Linked DNA regions of Homo sapiens: region 1 is linked to region 2. Evidence: chromatin loops called from intact Hi-C (ENCODE). Cell type or tissue: PC-9. All regions are shown on one strand. Links, peaks and the distances in the headings refer to the core of each region. The heading gives the core; the rest is flanking DNA. Region 1 has its middle 38 kb from the start of TM4SF4. Region 2 overlaps LOC105374151 (a long non-coding RNA gene).

Region 1 (5,382 bases), core at 303-5,302, 120 kb before region 2:
CAGCCTCTCACCAAAATTTCCAGGCAGCTAGTGGTGTTTCTCATAGTTGGAGAGAGTCAGGTGGGTCTGGGGGCCCTGGCCCTAAGTCAGATTTGGTTTCTCCTGAGGGAACTAAAGAATACAGAATTCTTAAGACCTTCTTTCATTGACATCCCCCAATATTCTGAGTCAGCAATACCAACCAACCAGGAGGGAGAGAGAGAGAGTCCATTAATTGAATCGTCAGTAAGTACTTGCTGAGTTTCTGGCATGTTGAAGGCACTAAATAGTCATAGGAAAAACAAGGATGAAGAAAACTCAACCCCATGGTTTAATCGGGGCCATACATTATGGGACAAAGAGTTATAGGAGCTCAAGGTAGAGAAGGAAAAGAGTTGTGAACAGTCGCAAATAGGTCCCGATGTCTGAGCCTTATTCACCAAGGAGTTTCCCAGGCATTTCAGGTAAAGGAGACAGCCTACCCGAAAGCACAGAATTTTAAAAGAGGAGTGACAAGAAGGTCTATGGCCCTGGAGAGCGAGAGTGTGAGGGCAATAAGGTGGGAGCTGAGACCGAACAAGGTTGATGGAGAGTAATCCGTGAAAAAGTTTGTATGCTTTGAGTCAGAGTTGGAGTTTATCCTATACAATAGAAGCCACAGGAAGATTTTTAATAGTAGAGTGACTTAAAGAAAACAAGTGAAAAAGTGAAGATGAACCAAAATGGAGAGGAGTTGGCGGCCCTCTCCTTGTACAAGGATCTATTTGGTACTATGAGCATAGGAAGGAATTGAAACCATGGCCTCTGCCTCCACAAAGCTTATATACTACTGTGTATTTAGCACAAAGTTAATGCTAATAAAGATTAGGAGAGAAAGATCATTTGGGGCTTGGTGGTGAGGTAACATCAGGGAAGCCAAGGCAGAGACTTCTGGGAATGGAAAACTGGTAAACAAAGGCACAGGAGGAGAAATGGAAGGGAAACAATATATGCTGACAACCTACTGTGTTCTGGAGCTAGGCGTCATTACTTCCTATATGTGTGTGTATTTTTATTGGAATAGGATTACACTTTAAGAGTCAGGTAGGCAGAATTGACATCTTTATAATTCTAAGTCTTTCGATTCCATCTCTTTTCTCAGCTTTCTCAGAAATGAGATCTGAAGATGAGTAGACAAACAAACGAAACCCTCAGTAACCTCAGTCTTGGAAGTCAGGCACTAATGCCAGCACTATCAGAAATAATAGATACAATTGTAATCTCCTGAGATCTGCTTAAGCTTTTTAGGTCTCATTCTTTATTCTCTTTACCTATAAAAGCCTCCCTTTGCTATGGTCTAAAACTCTCCCATTCTATCTTCTTCCTTAGTGTTTGAACGAATGTTCTACATTTGTTCATGTACACAAACACACACTCTTTTTTTTCTATTTTTTTTTTTTTTTTTTTTGGAGATGGAGTCTAGCTCTACGGCCCAGGCTGGAGTGCAGTGGCATTAGCTCAGCTCAGCTCACTGCAACCTCTGCCTCCTGGGTTCAAGTGATTCTCCTTCCTCAGCCTCCCAAGTAGCTGGGATTACAGGCACCTGCCACCACGTCCAGCTAATTCTTGTATTTTTAGTAGAGATGGCGTTTCACTGTGTTGGCCAGGCTGGTCTCAAACTCCTGACCTCGTGATCCGCCCGCCTTGGACTCCCAAAGTTCTGGGATTATAAGCGTGAGCCCCTGCACCCGGCCCACACTCCTTTTCTTAAAGCACTTCTGAGTCTGATAGCTATAACAGACAGGAGGTTGAGAAACTGATATTTTAACTCTGACTCTAACCTTTATAAATGGCATAACTTCAGCAAGCCAAATTACAAAGCATATTTCTCACTACCCAATCAGAAAAGCTGACACTTCTACCATTAGGATTAGAGTACTCTTTCCAGAAAAAGCCCCCCACCTCCACCAAATATCTTCCCTGGGGAATGATAATGTGATCAATTGGGCTACAAATGGAGAAAACTAATTTGTGGGCTTAGCAGAAGTTAACAGTCATTACTGTCTGCACTCTAGAATGAGAACCAATTTATGGGATTAGCATAGAGCAAAATAAGAGTTTCAGAGTACCAAAATAAGGGTGAAACATTAATTGGGGAAGAGGAGGCCCGGCACATTCCACGTAGCATATTGAGTCCTGGAGAAGGTGAGGTGTGTGAGCACTAGTAAAATGCATGTGTGGGCAGTCTCCTTTACAATTCGCGCTGGGCTTCATTATGACAACAAGTTAAGAAGTTCAGTACTGTGCAGGTATTCATTAATGCCGTGGCCTTAGCCAAGTTTCTTAAAGTCTCAGAACTTAAGTTTCTTTCTTTCTTTTTTTTTTTTTTTTTTGAGATGGAGTTTTGTTCTTGTTGCCCAGGCTGGAGTGCAATGGCCATGATCTTCTCTCACCGCAACCTCCGCCTCCTGGGTTCAAGTGATTCTCCTGCCTCAGCCTCTGGAGTAGCTGGGATTACAGGCATGTACCACCAGGCCCAGCTAATTTTATATTTTTAGTAGAGACAGGGTTTCACCATGTTGGTCAGGCTGGTCTCGAACTCCCGACCTCAGGTGATCCGCCCGCCTCGGTCTCCCAAAGTGATGGGATTACAGGTGTGAGCCACCGTGCCCGGTGGGAACTTCAGTTTCTTTACATGTAAAATTGGCATAATAAAAAAGGGAGGGGTACAATGAGAGAGTGGTGAAGATGAAGAGAAGTGACTTATGTGAAAACCAGTCGTTCATAGATGGTCAATAAATATTCATTCCCTTCTTTGAGCTTTTCCTTCTCTTGGCCCAGGCCATGTCTTTCTCCGCAGCGTTTACCACCATCTAACAGTGAGAGATAACTTACTTTTCGATTGTCCCCCATTAACTTGTCAGCTGCATGAGAGCAGGGATTTTGTTTGCTTTGTACCTAGCACCTTGAGCCATGCCTAACACGGAAACCTTTCCTTTGGACAGTGCAATCTTGGGCTTGTTTGCTGTCACTTCCATGACTTGCATTTATGAGGTTTTTGGAAAATGTTCCTTGATGAGAAAATATTCAAGAAAAATTGGATTATTTAGAAAGATGGGCAAACCTGCTCGCGGAGAAATTATCTGCTTAGTGACCTGTTATCTGCTGCCCTCTAATGGCTGAGCCGAGTCACCATTAGCAGGCGGCAGGTGGCTTTGTCATGGTGTAGTGAGTGACCAGAGCCTGGCTCAGGGGGTGCAGCCGACCAGGGCTGGGAATAGGATGGGGCATTGCTGAAGGGGGAAGGAGAAAGACATGCAGAATACAGACGTGTTTGTTTCCTTCTTTGCACTGACCTATGTGTCCTTTGGTGAGGAGTTCTATGGCTTTTGAGTCAGAATAAAGTTATTAAGTACAAAGAGAAAAAAAAACAAAAAAAACTAAAGTCATTTTCAGAGCAGGGTTCACAGTAGAGTCAATGGCTCACCTGCCTTAGAATTTCCCAAGTTGTTGGTGTAACTGTGAATTTCTCAGACCTCCTGAACCTGAAAGAGACTGAGGTCTGAGACTCTGCATTTGTTCGGTGAGCTTCCATGTGATTCTGGTGCAGTCAAGTTTGACACCTAAGGAGTAATCTCCAATTTTTTTTTTCATCATGGAGCCCCGATGTATGTATGTTTGCTTGTTTATTTTTTAATGTTATAAATTAAATACAAAATGACTGTTCTAGTGTATTGTGTACATTATAAAACATTCACAAAAATGGAAATTTTTAAAGAATAAAAAAATACATTAAAGTTTACATATGAACTTCCCATGCCACATTTTGGATGAGTATAATTTATGATTAAATGTTATGTAACTGATCCTTAGGGTGATTATGATGGCACAACATTCATTTTCCCAAGTTTGTGGCCCCAACATCAATAGGCAGCAGGATTATCTGCAGAGGTTTTATTTCTGCTTCAATAGCATCACGGGAATTCTCTTTCTTCCCCTCTCCCTGTTTTTCTACCTCTCCACAATATTCACATTTGATGCTGGGAAAAGTTGTCATGTTTACTCTCTTTACCAAGCTGATGCTCCTAGTATTGCAATTTCTTGGTAGGAAACTGAGTGTGGACTGGTAAGGGTGTTGGCATCATATAGCCTGCAATGCCCAGGTGCTTAAGCAAACACAAATATACACCCTTGGGACTACTCCAAGACTGAACCAGTTGCAAAATCATCTCCTGTGAAACCCTGCCTAGAAAAAGCTTTCAATGCATAATTAGACTCTAATCTGGCTCTTAATTTTTCTGGGGTCATGGATCTTTAAGAATGCGATGAAATCTTCAGGCTCTCCAAGGCTGGGAAAAAATAATTCATGTGACCGTAGGTACTATTTAAGAGAGTGTAAACACTTCTGCAGTTCTCAAAGTGTGGAATCTGGGCTGGCAGCATTAGCATCATTAAGGAACTTAATAGAAACGTCCAGCAGGGCATGGTGGGGTAGGTCTGTAATCCCAGCATTTAGGAGGCCAGTGTAGGAGGATAGCTTGAGGCCAAGATAGGAGACCAGCCTGGGCAACACAGCAAGGCCCCATCTCTACAAAAAGAAGGAGGCTGGGTGCAGTGGCTCACACCTGTAATCCCAACACTTTGGGAGGCCAAGGCAAGTGGATCACCTGAGGTCAGGAGTTCAAGACCAGCTGGCTAACACGGTGAAACCCTGTTTCTACTAAAAATACAAAAAATTAGCCGGGCGTGGTGGTGTGCACCTGTAATCCCGCTACTCGGGAGGCTGAGGCAGGAGAATCACTTGAACTCATGAGGCGGAGGTTGCAGTGAATGGAGATAGCACCATTGCATTCCAGCTTGGGCAACAAAAGAGAAACTGTCAAAAAAGAAAGAGGAAGAAAGAAAGAAAGAAAAGAAAGAAAGAAAGAGAGAGAGAGAGAAAGAAAGAGAGAGAGGAAGAGAGAAAGAAAGAAAAGAAAGAAGGAAAGGAAGGAAGGAAAGAAAGAAAGAAGGAAAGAAAGAAAGAGGGAGGGAAAAGAAGGAAGGAAGGAAAGAAGAGGAGGGAGGGAAAGAAAGAGAAAGACAGCTAAAGAAAAAGAAAAAGAAAGGAAAAGAAAGAAAAGAAAAGAAAGAAAAAAAAAGAAGCAATACTCGACCCCCAAGCCTACTGAATCAGCAACTCTGGGGTGGGAGCTGGCACTCTGTGTTTAGCAAACCCCCCAGGACTCGAGTTTGAAAACACTCCAGAACAGTTCTCCAACCTGCTTCCTTATTAGAATCACCTGGTGAGTTAAAAATAAAAAGGACTGATGTCTGATGCCTGGCCTCCAAACTCACTTAATTAAATTAATATACCTGGAAGTGGGGCGGGAATGGACACTGGGATTTTTAAAAGCTCTGCAAAGGAGCTAAGCTCTGTAGACC
Region 2 (5,382 bases), core at 183-5,182:
GGCCCTTCCAGAAACCTGCCTGATTCCTGTGCACACTCCCCACTCCTAGCCTGAGGAAAATCAAATGTTTCCTTAAATTGGGTAGCTTCTGTGTCTTCAACTCCGAAGACTTAACCTCCATGCCCCTCCTTTGTGAACGCAATCTGGGAAAACTTTTGTACTAGGTGTCATGGATGAGAAAAGAAGCTGGAAATACCAGTTATTCCTTTCTTAATAACTGACCTTGTTATTCAGCTCTTCAGAAGCCACAGGAAATTTTATCCCTCTCCTCTCTAAATCCCACCCCCACCACATCCACTGGCTGCCCTGTTCTGTTCTGCAGCATGGAGATACCCAAAGCCCAGTCTTGGCAGTTGTCCCAGTTTTCTTCATCCTGTTCATGACTCCAAAGAAAACACATCTCTCACTCAACAACAAACTGGCAGTTTCTGTTGAGAACTCAGATATTTTCCCAGAGTCCGCCGTAAAAATAATAAGGTTATATTTTAATTTTAAATTATTTGTTCATGCAGATTCTTTTGGAAAGACCTTGCTATAGTTTTGTTGATCATACAAAGAACCTTTTAAACAAAATATTTTCCAAAAATATAGCAGGCTTCCTTCTGCTGACACAAATCTCAAGAAGAGTCAGCATTTGTTATAAGGCTCTAAACAAATATTTATAAACCCTGCTTAAATTTGTTTTGAAACTTGCATAATTTTGGCAATCATTACTCATGCTAGTATCATCACTCAGGGCTTGGCATTAACGTTTTCTTCAAAATATTTTACTTTTATAGTATAAATTTACCCTATATTGCCAAAGATGTATTGGACAAGGGTGGTCATCACTGTACTGTGCTGAAACTTGGCTTCATTTTTGAAAGAGTGGAAAATTTATCAGAGGAGTTTTGGGAAGATGAAATATTTCAGTGATCTAATCCCATAATATTTATGACCTCTTACAACTAGTAGTGATTAGGCCCCACTTGTGACCAACAAACTAAAAATTTACCCTCATTCTATGAATAGGATTTTATTTTAAAATAATTATATTATGAAAACATAAAAAATATTTGAAACAAAAAACTTGTGAATATTCACATACTTCATTGCCCATTAAGAACAGTTCCACCAATGCCTAGTTGACTTGTAACAATTTGTGTGCAGCAAAAATAGAGAGACAGGGCTGGAGTGCGCTTGTTCTGCATTAGACTAGGCTAATGAGAAAATGCTAAAGGTGTTGGAAAAGGCAAGAGCCAAAGAAGCCTTAGAGAGAAAGTTATGATTGGGGGTTCAGAATAGGAGATTGAGGGCATAGAAGCTACAAGGCTTGCTGCAGAGCAGGCTGAGGCTCCACAGAGGAGGAGAGACAGGACTCGACCAGGTGTTGCCTTGGGGCTATGTATGAATCTCCTGTACAGACTCCAGTAAGGAGTTCTTAAGTGTTCCCTTTTTTAAATTTAATTTTTGAATAGATTATACTTTTGCAAGGTTCAAAATTTTTAAAGGTCCTGTAGGTTTTATCAGGAAAAAGTCTCCATAACACTCCAGCCCCAAACCACCCAGTTCTCATCCCCAGAAGCCACCAATATTATCAGTTTACTGTGTGTCCTCCAGAGCTATTTTATGCACATACAAGCAAACAGACATTTGTATATATTCACTCTCTCTTTCATTTTTTTTAAACAAGTAGCAGCTTGCTACATAAATTATTTTGTATCCTGCTTTACTCTCTGTAAAATATCTTGGATATTGTTTCATTTTATTAGGCAGATTCTTCATTCCTTTTTTTTTTCAGCTGCAGAGTATTCACTATAGCAAGGTACAAATGGTTTTTGGTCAGTTTCCACTTTTGGTTGCTTTGATCATTTGCTATTATATACACGATGCTGTAAATTTTTAATTTATTTTGTGTCATGAACCCCTTTGGCAGTCTGGTGAAGCCTATTAATTTCTTCTTAATAAAATATTTTCAAGTGCATGCAAAATTCTCAGGATTAAAAGGAAACCAATTATGCTGATATATAGGTATCAAAATATTCTTTATATAAACATTTATTTAGAAATATATGTACTTATTTATTAAAACTTAATAAGATCTAGCAGTGGATCAAATTCTTGTAATTTCAAAATATGAGTGAGCATAAATGCTGTTTCAAAATATCTGCAACAATTGTAATGTGATGTAAAATATCTGTGATTTTATTGGTAACAAAGGCATAGGCTGATACTATCATGGTTTCCTGCTTGCTTTCATAATTAAAGGAAATGACAAATTTTACTTAGAGTTAAGAAACCCTGCCTTATACATACATCATTTCCCAAACACTCAAGTGTATGTGTAGGGTATATTTTTAGAAGTGTTTTAAATTAGCAACTGCAAATAAATTTATAATTGAATACATATTGCCAAACTGCTGAAAATGCAGTCGTTCTACCAACACTGAATAAGGGTATGTTAACAAGCATTTTAATCCTTGCCAATCCGAGAGATGAAAAATAATATTTTGGTGGTTTTATTTTGCACTCTCTTGTCAAAAGCAAATTTGAACATCTTTTCATATATTTATGAACCATCTTCTTTTCTGTGTGTTCATACCCCTTGCTCATTGTACTATTGGTTTGTTAGCAGGTTTGCTGTGTTGCAAACGCCAGGGGACATCAGTCACAGAGACCTGAATGTACACAGCACCCCCTGGAGTTGGCAATGCGGAGGCTCTGGCTGTTGATCCCAAAGAAGATTTAAATTGCAGTCCATTATATTTTTCTCTCAGACTTCTGTTTCTTTGAATATTCCAAATAGATTAAAATATAATCTGGAATCTTAAGTGCCTTAGTCTTATTTAGGTAACAATACTATCTAAGAAAAACTCTAGAAGAATTCACAACAAATTGCTAACTATAGTTATCTCTGGCAGAGGAAGTAGCATGGGAAAGGCGTGGGAAAATTTTTTACTTTGACTTTTTTTTCACCTGTGTACTTATGTATAATTTGTGTGGAATAAATAAAATAATAAATATACATGATAAAATTTCAAATAAAAGTTAAAAAAATTACGGGGCACTCCTCCTTGAGCCTATATGATGGTTTTGAAATACTATTCAAAAAGAACCAGGACTTCTTAGAGAAATGACTGAGTGCAGGTCTCGGGCAGGAAATGTACAAGATGAGCCTGGCACCTCTTATTAATACCACATAGCAAGAAAGGTACGAAGATGACTAGGGCCATGGCAAAAGGACTCATGAACTAACTTGAAGAGGCTTCTACTGACCAAAGACAGAGCAACTTAAGCATCAATAAAGATAATAACTGCAATGGCTATGATGAAATACATTATGAATGCATAAAGTTCATACTAATGTTAAACAAAATGAAAATTAATTGGTCATACTGGGTAGATGATGGGGAACTAACAAATTATTTTAAAAATTGGTAAATCCAGGCAAAGAATCTAGCATTTATTGTAACTTTTTTTTTTTTTTTTGAGACAGAGTTTTGCTCTTGTTGCCTAGGCTGGAGTGCAATGGTGCGATCTCGGCTCACTGCAACCTCCTCCTCCCGGGTTAAAGCAATTCTCCTGCCTCAGCCTCCCAAGTAGCTGGGATTACAGGCATGCACCACCACTCCCGGCTAATTTTGTATTTTTAGTAGACACAAGGTTTCTCCATGTTGGTCAGGCTGGTCTCAAACTCCCGACCTCAGGTGATCTGCCCACCTTGGCCTCCCAAAGTGCTGGGATTACAGGGCACCCGGCCCTATTCTAACTTTTTAATGCAAACTGAGTCTCCAGGTCATCAAATAATAGACAAGGAGAAGTTTCCTTTCATAAAAAGTAATCCAGCTAATAAATTAAAACAGAATGAGAAAATTCATAATTCCTAATGAATGATTATACCCAGGCATTGGCCACCCACAGCTGTGAGCTTTACCAAAAGGAAAACAACTTGGCCTTAGGTGCATCCTAATGAAAAAGCGCAATCCCACATAAAAAGTGGTTTTGCCAAATACAGGAAAAAAAAAAAAGAACCAAAAAACTTTGAATCTGATGAAGTGTCCAGGTCCAACGGCCAATTGGCGTGTTAAGCAATAGAAGAGGTTTCCAGTCTGTGGACTGCGGGAAACTCTACAGCTTTCTTCAACAAAGCAACTGAAAGGGAGAGAAAAAGAGGTAGGTGGAGGGGAAACTTCAGAGACTATCAACCAATCATGATACGCAGACCTTATTTGGATTTTGATTCAGATATACAAACTGTATAAACAAAGCAACTTTTATAATATTTACGAAACAACTGGAAATTTCAACACTGAAAGGATATTTGATGATATTAAAGAACTTGTTTTACTAATTTGTAATATTTTACATAATGCTATGAGGATTATGTTTTTTCAAAGTGTTCATTCTCTTCTAAAGATACTAAAAAACAGATGAAATAATACTATATCTGGAATATGCTTCAAATAATGTGGGAATAGTTGAGGTATCAAAGCAGATAGATTGGTCACGGATAATTGTTGGAGCCAGGTGAGGGAAATCGATGGGGCTTTATATTATTCTAATTTTGTATATGTTAAATTTTTTTTAAGTAAACAAAATCATTAAACATCAATTTGTCCTGAAAAGGGACATTGTATCACAAGAGGGTCTGAGAAATACCCTTTTGTTTTGTTGGTTTTTTTTTTTTTTTTTTTTTGCCAAATTTGGCAGTAGGGAGTTGAACTAACTCATTTCTTTTAGGCCCTATACATGTGTTGGGATTTTTTTTAATCGGAATTTAAAAATTCATGTTCCTTATGGATCAGAAATGTTCCTGTCTGCATTCCATAGGAAGCAGCAGCAATGTCGTCGGGCAGCCTGGGGTTCGGGAGGTGAGTTGATGGGTTTGGAGAAGGCATGTGCTGACTACGGGCTTCCCTGGGAAACAGATTGTGGGTGGAGATGAGCTTGCAGGTTGTCTCTCAGGGAGTGCCCTCAGGATCATCCCTATGAGGGGAGAGGAGTGAGAGAAGCAGGGCTGGGCAGCAGATGAACTCTGATGCAGTTCAACGGAGGCCTCGGCCAACCCCACAGACAGCTGTGGAGCTAGGATGGCCCTACCGAGTTTGTCACTTGAGGCAAGGAAGCCAGGTATAGTCCGCCTCCTCAGTGGTTAGAGATGGCTTCTCCTCAGGGAGGGGCCATGGCTTGGGTGACGCAGCTTCCTTAGGCAGAGGGCAGTCCCTGAGAGAGTCTGGGCTGTGGATGGCTAACACTCATAGCACGCTGTCAGCAGGAGGAGGAACAAGGGCCTCAGGCCAGAAAGAGAGCTGGACTGTGTCTCATCAGGGTCTACCAATGACAACATTGTTGTCACACCAAATTTACTGCACACCAATCCAAGGATTATTGCTTCTAGGTGAA

The links. Peaks named below come from ENCODE experiments on the same cell type or tissue, not always from the same donor. Only the 100,000 strongest peaks of a DNase experiment are listed, where the experiment ranks them.
Region 1: a loop joins it to region 2, with 8 times the contacts of the local background. A loop is called at or near these places in 2 of 110 quality-filtered maps.

What each region holds. Positions count from the first base shown.
Region 1 is chr3:149,510,232-149,515,613 of GRCh38, reverse strand. No RefSeq gene overlaps it. Among named protein-coding and RNA genes, the nearest start is that of TM4SF4, 38 kb to the right of the region's middle. RefSeq lists a silencer at 3,048-3,147. In PC-9, for the core only: CTCF peaks have their summits at 2,946 and 3,150 (motif pointing left); DNase peaks (open chromatin) are centred at 3,123 and 4,253; H3K27ac peaks cover 862 bases.
Region 2 is chr3:149,390,834-149,396,215 of GRCh38, reverse strand. It overlaps LOC105374151 (a long non-coding RNA gene), which reads left to right. Exons shown (of 3, transcript XR_924574.3): 3 at 2,615-2,804. Among named protein-coding and RNA genes, the nearest start is that of TM4SF1-AS1, 16 kb to the right of the region's middle. In PC-9, for the core only: a CTCF peak has its summit at 2,651 (motif pointing left); a DNase peak (open chromatin) is centred at 185; H3K27ac peaks cover 2,898 bases.